Regions from separate parts of the Homo sapiens genome. Here regions 2 and 3 are each linked to region 1. The links are chromatin contacts, found by Hi-C in ENCODE. All regions are on one chromosome and are shown on one strand. Each heading gives the region's core, a stretch centred on a gene start or an enhancer-like site at or near the end of the contact. The rest is flanking DNA. Distances are from core to core; before and after follow the strand shown.

The links. A loop is a pair of places that touch in the nucleus more often than their neighbours do. Pooled maps may share reads with other maps.
Region 2: a loop to region 1 is called in a pooled map, with 15 times the contacts of the local background. The contact joins two enhancer-like sites. A Hi-C loop is called at or near these places in 9 of 37 single-sample maps with no recorded cell type and 4 of 50 pooled maps.
Region 3: a loop to region 1 is called in a pooled map, with 16 times the contacts of the local background. The contact joins two enhancer-like sites. A Hi-C loop is called at or near these places in 4 of 37 single-sample maps with no recorded cell type and 4 of 50 pooled maps.

The regions. Positions count from the first base shown.
Region 1 is chr6:155,350,519-155,353,234 of GRCh38, reverse strand. No RefSeq gene overlaps it. Among named protein-coding and RNA genes, the nearest start is that of TFB1M, 37 kb to the right of the region's middle. Within about 2 kb of position 1,436, at least 2 of the 41 ENCODE cell types and tissues checked have a DNase peak (open chromatin) inside an H3K27ac peak, as active enhancers do.
Region 2 is chr6:157,560,221-157,562,984 of GRCh38, reverse strand. All of the region lies in intron 2 of ZDHHC14 (zDHHC palmitoyltransferase 14), which reads right to left. Among named protein-coding and RNA genes, the nearest start is that of MIR3692, 32 kb to the right of the region's middle. RefSeq lists enhancers at 808-887, 1,008-1,087, 197-1,170, 1,448-1,577. Within about 2 kb of position 1,334, at least 6 of the 41 ENCODE cell types and tissues checked have a DNase peak (open chromatin) inside an H3K27ac peak, as active enhancers do.
Region 3 is chr6:157,762,977-157,765,892 of GRCh38, reverse strand. No RefSeq gene overlaps it. Among named protein-coding and RNA genes, the nearest start is that of SNX9, 59 kb to the left of the region's middle. RefSeq lists enhancers at 1,292-1,341, 2,232-2,301, 1,874-2,916, 2,575-2,916 and a silencer at 1,832-1,941. Within about 2 kb of position 1,477, at least 35 of the 41 ENCODE cell types and tissues checked have a DNase peak (open chromatin) inside an H3K27ac peak, as active enhancers do.

The DNA.
Region 1 (2,716 bases), core at 187-2,686:
AGACTTAAAAACCTGTCACAAAGGCTTGGACAGGTAAATATCCCAACAGTTCCCTGTGTGGAAAGAATATCTCCCAGGCTGGGGCAGAGAAGTACTAGCACCAAGACTGGGCCCCTTCAAAATCTGTGAAGACAGAGGCCAGTAAGTCTGTCTCAGTAACTCAAATGGGTGAGTCTCCCTCTGCATCCTGTGTGAGCAATACTAAGCTGGGAACACAGCTGAAAGGGACTAGAGCCAAGTTGCAGGATAACTTTCAAGTCTACTACTGAAACTGATGTCAGCAAGCAGATGAGCCTTTCTGCTGAGGCAATAGTGTGCATGATTCCTCCTGGACCCTTTGGAAAATTGTTTTGTTTGTAGGTTCAAGGCAAGCCTTTAGGGAATGGGGCTGGTTTGAGGTTTGAACTCAGAAGCACAGTCAGCCAGTCTGACACCTAGGTGCAGGTCTGCACTCTCAAAACCACTATCCTAGGTCTTGGGCTCCACCAGGTTTCACAGCCTTCTACCTGAATCTCAGAGACCCAGAAGGAGACTTTTTTCTGTGGATGGGATTCTTACTGAGGGAAGATAAGAGCAAGTGACCCCCAATCCTCTAACTGGCTAACATCACTCCATCCAGAAATAACTTTTTAGTGATCAGGGTCCCTTTGAGGTGAAGCCCTTTAAGCTTAATGAGACCTAAAAGAAAAAGTGATCAGGAGATGACCATTTAAAAAACTACTTCAAATAGAATGCAGTTAGGCTGAAATGAACCAGAAACACTGATTCACTGACCTTCCTGAAATGTAAAACACTTTCTGGAACCAAGTGGATCTTTCTCATTGATTTTTCTAAAGCTCCTTAGGGCATCTTTAGTGCCACATAAAAAGTACTTGCCAAAGGAACCATGTAGTTTGTACTAGAAGCTCTTAAGTGAAGAGTTAATTCTCAAAATAGATTTTGGTTATCTCAGATCGCCACAAGATCAAGTGAAGAATCCCACAGATCTGGCTGGGTGCGGTGTCTCATGCCTATAATACCAGCACTCTGAGAGGCCGAGGCAGGCAGATAACCTGAGGTCGGGAGTTCAAGACCAGCCTGACCAACATGGAGAAACCCCATCTCTATTAAAAATACAAAATTAGCTGGGCGTGGTGGTGCATGACTATAATCTCAGCTACTTAGGAGGCTGAGGCAGGAGAATGACTTGAGCCCAGGAGGCGGAGGTTGTGGTGAGCCGAGATCACGCCATTGCACTCCAACCTGGGCAACAAGAGTGAAACTCCATCTCAAAAAAAAAAAGAAAAAGAAAAAGAAAGAAAGAAAGAAAAAGAAAAGGAAAGGAAAGAATCCCACAGATCTCACAATCTTTTTTCTGTCAAATTTTAGTCATTCACTCATTCATTCAGCTAATGTAGCACATATTAACTGAGGCTCCAGTTAACTTGTTAGGCAATACTTATGCCTTCATGAGTGCTCTATCACTTTTTAAAATTGAAACAGAAATAAGTAGATATAAGTAGATTAGAACATGTATCCATTCATCCACATTATCCATGCTGAGACACTTTAAAGCCAAAATTGGGTTTTTTAAATTTTATTATTTATTTATTTATTTTGCCTACGTGGTCATGTCTGATACCTGTTTGGGTAATGATTAGAACATAGTGACAGATGTAGAAATATGACTCAAAACTAAACTGGGGCAGCTTTCCCAAAAAAGTAACTGAAGACTGTGTTCAAGCCTTGCATATACATAGACACCTGCTATATTTGCATAGCCCAGGCTTGCAGGAAACTCTAATCAATCATTTTCTGTGTGTAGAATTATTCAACCAGAAAACCATTACTTATTTCACCAGAAAAATTTTGTTTTTTCATTGCTGCTAGATTAGTTACATCCCATCTCCCCACTTCCCTCTCTTCATCAGCAAACAAAGTTTATACCAAATTATATGGATCAATGTCTCAGCCTATAAGAAATTTTGGTTTATTTTTAAATTTTCAAAAAGGTGGATTCTTTCATTTCTTTTGTTAATGTGCAATAAAAATTCTATCTTCTCTTACATATTTCTTTAATTATATTTATTGAGTGTTCTTCACTGGGCCAGGTGCTAGAAAATTTGTAAACAAAAGGAGAGAAATATTGATTAAATAATCATTAAAAAGTAAGCAATTACAAATCATGATGACTGATAAGAAGGAAAAGTAGAAGTTGCTACCTGGAAAGATAAAAAGGGGGAACCTGATAGAGTTGTGGGATTGGGGGGGTTGTGGGTCAATAAAGAAGCAATGATTGAGCTGAGATTTTAATAAATAGACATTAACTTAGAGGAAGTTCAGAGAGGGGGATCAAGAGAGAGATGAGAACGTTGCAGGCAAGGAAAAATAAAGTATGTGCCAAGGCCCTGAGGCAGGAGGGAGACTGCGCGTTGAAGGACTGAAAGGTTTAAGAGAATATAGGAAATACCTGAGAAAATGGCCAACTAGAAGTAGCTAGTGTGCACTGCTCTCACAGAAAGGAATGGAAGGGGTGCATAAATACAGCATTTTCAACTGATACATCCAGGTAAATGCATTGGGTCTAATCAAAGAAACAATTCAACCCACAGAGAATCGAGAAAAGCAAGGCAGGTTGATAGCCCACCCAGGAGTAACACAGAGCCAGGGGAACCTCCTCTACCCAGGGAGGTGGTGAGTGAATGTGTGACCCCAGGAACCCATGCTTCCCTCATGG
Region 2 (2,764 bases), core at 85-2,584, 2.2 Mb before region 1:
CTGGGCAGCCTCTTGTCAGGAATGCACAGCTCTTGCAGGGCAGGGGTGGGGTTGGGGAGTTCTAGGTTCTTCCTTGACCTGGGCACAGTGGGTGCTTGGGGGGCGGTGGGAGGCGGGAGGGAACCGTTGTCCTGAGCAGCTTCCTAGCTGACACAACCTCCATTTTCTGAGGAGGCTGCCCCTCTCCACAGCACTACACTTCACACACATAAAACGCTCCCTATATATGTGAGGATATTTTAAGTCAGTGACTCTCAAACATTACTGTGCTAGATGCAGATTCCCAGGTCCTGTCTCCAACAGACTCTGGGTGGTGAGCTCAGGACTGGGCCTGGAACCTGCCTGCGAATGAGCTGCTCAGGTGGCTCATCGAGTGTCTGCTGACCTCAGCGAGAGGCAGCAGCTTAGGGTCCCCTCCCTCTCTGTACCTGGAGAAGTGGTAGTCTTCACAGACCCTCTCGGGAGCCCCCACCCCAAATCTGCCTAGAGAATCGCATGGAGAGCCCAGCAGCAGCCCTGGCCCCACCAACAGAAAATGAGGGGCCAGCCAGGGACAGCGGAACAAGGCAGAGACCCCTCGCCACGCTCACAGAGCTTCTGGCCCAGGAGTCCCAGCGTCCACCCTGGGAGCTTCTGCAGCGCCTTCTCTGAGGCTGCACCAGCTGTTCTCACGGCTAAACCCCAGTTGGGCATCCCTGGTCCCCACTTCTGCCCTTCATTGCCCAGGGCTGTGGGTGTTGTGGTCACAGATGGACTGACTTATAGGCCCTTCCTCTCTCTTCTCATGGTTGCCAACCAGGCTACTGCAGGTCCCCACAGCCCCTACGCCCCCAGGCTGCAGCTGCTCCGTCTGACTGCCCCACACATGTTTTCTGGATACCTTCAAGCTGCATCTTCTGCCCCTTCCCTGTGAAAAGCTGTGTGAGTTGAGGAACTGAAATCATTTTGTTTATATGTTATAAACACCCAGGTTTCTCACTGAACCCACAAAAACCTCAGATACTAAGGGAAAAAAAGTATCTAACCCTCTGAGAACATCTATGTATTCTGCGTTTAACTTTTAAATTCAGGGCCCAGCACAGTGGCTCACACCTGTAATCCCAGCACTTTGGGAGGCCAACATGGTGAAAACCCCACTTATCTACAAAAAATACAAAAAATAGCCGGGTGTGGTGGTGCACACCTATAATCCCAGCTACTTGGGAGGTGGAGGCAGAATCACTTGAAACCAGGAGGTGGAGGTTAAAGTGAGCCATGATCACGCCACTGCACTCCAGGCTGGGTGACAACAGTGAAACTCCATCTCAAATAAATAAATAAATTCAACTCAACAATTCAAGAGGTCTGGGTGAGAGCACCTGCTCTGTGCCAGGTGTGCGTGTATAGTTTCTGTTTCCTAATTATAAACTGAGGGTGGCTGCTTTGTCATTTTTGTCCCCCATGTGTATCTGAGCGCCGGGACAGCAGGTCTCACATGCGCGCCCGTCGGACACTCTACCTGCTGAGTCAGAATTTCCAGGGGAAGGTGCTCACTTGTATATGTATACATTTTATTACTGAAAATAATACACACGGTAAGAAAAAAAGCAAGCAGGTAAACATTTCCAACCTCCACGGGATTCTATTCTGCACTACGATGGCAGCCTTCAGCCTAGACCGTGTCCTGGCACGTGCCAGCTGCTCAGCAGGTGTTTGATGAAAACTCAGCATGGCCTCTGAGCTTTGTCCCTGGCCCTGACCCCAGCAAGGCATGCTTCTTCCACACACGGGATAGATTGTTTTCAATGAAGCAGAGTGAATGTCGTTCTCAGGTGTAGTTGCAAGAAGCCACACTCAGCAATGCTCTCTGAGGCGATTTCCAATAAAGGACCGCCTTGCACAGGGCAGCTAACACCCCCACGCTCTGAGGACCTGGGCTCCCCGAAATGTCCTTCTGCACTCTGCATTTAAATGCTGACTATTTTTTGGTTTTAGTTTCTTATGGGCTTCCATTCCAAACAACTCATTACAGTCTTGTTCAATTTCTTCTTTCTCATGTTCTAGTGGGTTCGTGATTAGACACGCCACGCCTCATAATGTTGTGCTTGGATAAGCAATCTGCTATTTTCACAGCTTCTTCAGGTTAATGCATCCGTTCCTCATAATGCTTCTGTGAGTCAGGCAAGGCCGTGGGATCCCATTATCCAGATGAAAACACAAAGCCCCTAGAGAGAATTCGTGATTTGCCAAGGCCAAGGCAATGAGTAAGAAGTACTGCTTAATAAATGTTTGCTGAATGCATATCTATTAATGCTAGAGTTTATGTAATGACATTTACTGATTTTTTTTCTTCTAATTATAAAGGTAACACATGCTCATCATAGGGAATATCAGAAACGTACAGAGAAAAAAACTAAAATTACTTGCCAGTCCAATCACAAAAAAAAACTTGTTTATATTTCCTTATAATTCCTATATATATTAAGATCCCAATGTACATCCAATTTTGTATTTTGCATATTTTCATTGAAATTGTATAAGGATAACTTTTATAAGCCATTAGATATCTTTGATATCAATATTTTAAGACGTTCTAACAACGTGGCGTTTACAGAAGCAGATTGCAAAGGTGATTCACGAGGACGTGGTGGTTGGCCATCTCTCTGGGATAAGTGGTCTTCAGCCGGGCACCTGCTGCCCCACAGGCTTTTGAAGAAGGTGTACTGTAGCTGTTGTGTAGGCAACTGATGTGGCAACAGTCGGCCCCGCTTCCTGGCTGACACGC
Region 3 (2,916 bases), core at 228-2,727, 2.4 Mb before region 1:
TTTTAGAAGATTTTTGGTGCAAAGGAGTCTGCACGGAGAGGCTTTCCTGACTCATACCCTACTTGTTTCCAAAGCTCCCCTGTGAATAAATATTACAGCAGGAGGGTCAGGATGGAACATTAGCAGATGTGAACATTTTGGCTCTTGAGGGTGACACTGCTGAATCTATGCCAGGTCCTCTCTCTCTGGAAAATTACTAAACTACGCTCAAATGATAAAACAAAACAAATACATTTCAGGCGGGGCGCGGTGGCCTACGCCTGTAATCCCAGCACTTTGGGAGGCCGAGGCGGGCGGATCACGAGGTCAGGAGATCGAGACCATCCTGGCTAACATGGTGAAACCCCGTCTCTACTAAAAATACAAAAAATTAGCCAGGCGTGGTGGCGGGCGCCTGTAGTCCCAGCTACTTGGGAGGCTGAGGCAGGAGAATGGCGTGAACCTGGGAGGCGGAGCTTGCAGTGAGCCGAGATCGCGCCACTGCACTCCAGCCTGGGCGACAGAGCGAGACTCCGTCTCAGAAAACAAACAAACAAACAAAAAAAAACAAATATATTTCAAAATGAACACCCGAAGCCCCCACAGTCATAGCTGTGTGCCTCCATGCACCTCTGCAATGTGGTGGGAGCGGGAATATCCATGCCCAAATACTTGCCCATAAATATCTCCCATCTAACTCTTTGTGGAGGAGATCAGATCCGAGTGGAAGGGCTCGGTGTCCCTGAGGGTAACGCCCATTGTCTAAGCAAGAGGAGTCTCTTTCTAACCCTAATAGGCTTGTTAACTCTTGGTGTTCTTCCTGTTCCTTTTTAGATAATCTATTAGGTTGGCACAAAAGTAATTGCAATCTTTGCCATTAAAAGTAATGGTAAAAACCGCAGTTACTTTTGCACCAAAATAATACATCACAGGTTTATACTCAGCCTTTGTTACTATTTTAGGTTGAATTATTTCCGTGCAAACCCTCAGAGCACAGGGATCTGTAATTATACTTTGCAAGAGATGTTACGTGCTACCAGCAAATTTTCCAGCTCAGTGATGCAAGGCAGGAGCTGTACATCTTCTCACATGTGGTTATTCATTCCATACAGTACTGAGAAAGAGCCTTAGTCACATTTGGACTCCCTAAGGAAGTGTCAGGCCACATCACTGCAGCCACATTCCTGCACAGAGCTTGCCTCAACCTCGCTCCTCCAGGCGAGCTCCATGCCGGCCACGTGATGGCCCCCGCCAGTGTTGAGAAGTGATTCATCGTCAGCTCCAGGGGAAAAACAGACTGTGTAGGAAGGTTCCATATGACAAAAACATCCGGATTTTTTTTCTTTCTGCCTTCTACTGGGCAATTCAGACCTTGTTATCATACAATTGAGGTGGAAATGTGACGTAATTAAACTGATTTATGAAAGTCACATACAGAAACCAGAGTCATTTTTTAGAGCCCCAGTGTGGTTAAAGTTTACTTCCTCTGTACATTTATAGCAAAGGCTTTTGAACATGGTTGAGGGCAGAGAGCCAGTTTCGGGTAGATTGGGAGAAGGTCTATTTGCTGGTTACTGCTGCTTCAATTTATATTTCCCCCTCAGTTTTACCAAGGAAAAGGCCTTAATGGACTGAATTCAATGTGAAGCTTGTGTGATTCTCTATCTGTGGCCACTTCAATGTGAACGCCAATGACCATGAGCCGGGTAATGACTTGGAAATATACTAGACAGAGCACAGCCATGGGAAATACCACGGAAGACTATGTTAGCTCCAGAATAACATCATTAAAACTAGCTTAATTTAGTACAGCATCTGGATCAGAAATAGTCCTAAACATGCATACACAAAGCAAGTATACATTTGCATGATACGTACACAGAGCTTTAAAAAGCAACCTGGATATAGTGTGTCAGTTTTCAGAAAGGGACCAAGATGAGATTAATGAACCTTGACACCTGCTTTGCTCTCTTCCACTGCCGTAGAAATCCTCTCTGCTGAGAGTCTGGCATACTTCATAGATACAGTATTTGGAGAAGCAGCAAGGCTGGATGGTTTGTGTAACACACTGGAAACGTCATGAGGCTGATTCTAGATTTGCCAGTCATCAACTGGGGGCACTTGGCCACGTTTTCTAACTCACAAAGGTTTTCCAGGATAACATTTCATGCTACCTCCCCTTGGTGTTTTGAGGAATCGTCAATAGGACAGACAGGCAAGCACATGAGAAACATAAGCTGCTAGTTGGCACAGGTGTGTTGGGCTGCTGGAATCAGGCAGGTGTATGGAGCCGGGTGACTCATGGAGGAGGAGGGGTTCCACCTGGAAGGGACACTCCCTGGTCTCTCTCCACATAGCTAATGTGAGTCACCACATTCCTGGCTCCCTGCCTGACTTGCTTCCGGGTCAACCACGGAACCCCAGGGCCACCTGGGGTTGGGCCTGCTCCAGCTGTTCCCTTCGGAGCCTTGCCCTGCTTGCTTTGCACTTGTTAGAAGAGGGAGCAGGTACTTCCCCGCAGGGACCTGTGTCTGCCTTCAGCTGTCTAAATTCCATGGAGAAGGCCTGGAGATCCATGGGGAAAACTCCTTTCATTCTGGGATGGTCTGGCCTGGAAGCCCGGAGCAGCTTCCTCAACCCCGCCGCCCTCCCCTTTTCCCTGCCTTGTACCCAAGGAGCCCCAGCCCCTACTCCACATCACAGAGGGCAGAGGTGGAGCCCACCTGGGACGGTGGCCACCTATACCCTCATCACCAGGCCTACATCAGCACCCTCTGGGCGTGACTTCCCTCACTTTCTAGGTAATGAAGAAAAAGATCGTGTTTTACATTGAGACGTATAATCTGTGTAGCTTGGAAGAGGAGAATATGCAACCCCCAAATATGCATAAGGATTGTTGAGCTGAAGGCCATTAAAAAGCAGATGCAGGAGAGCTCT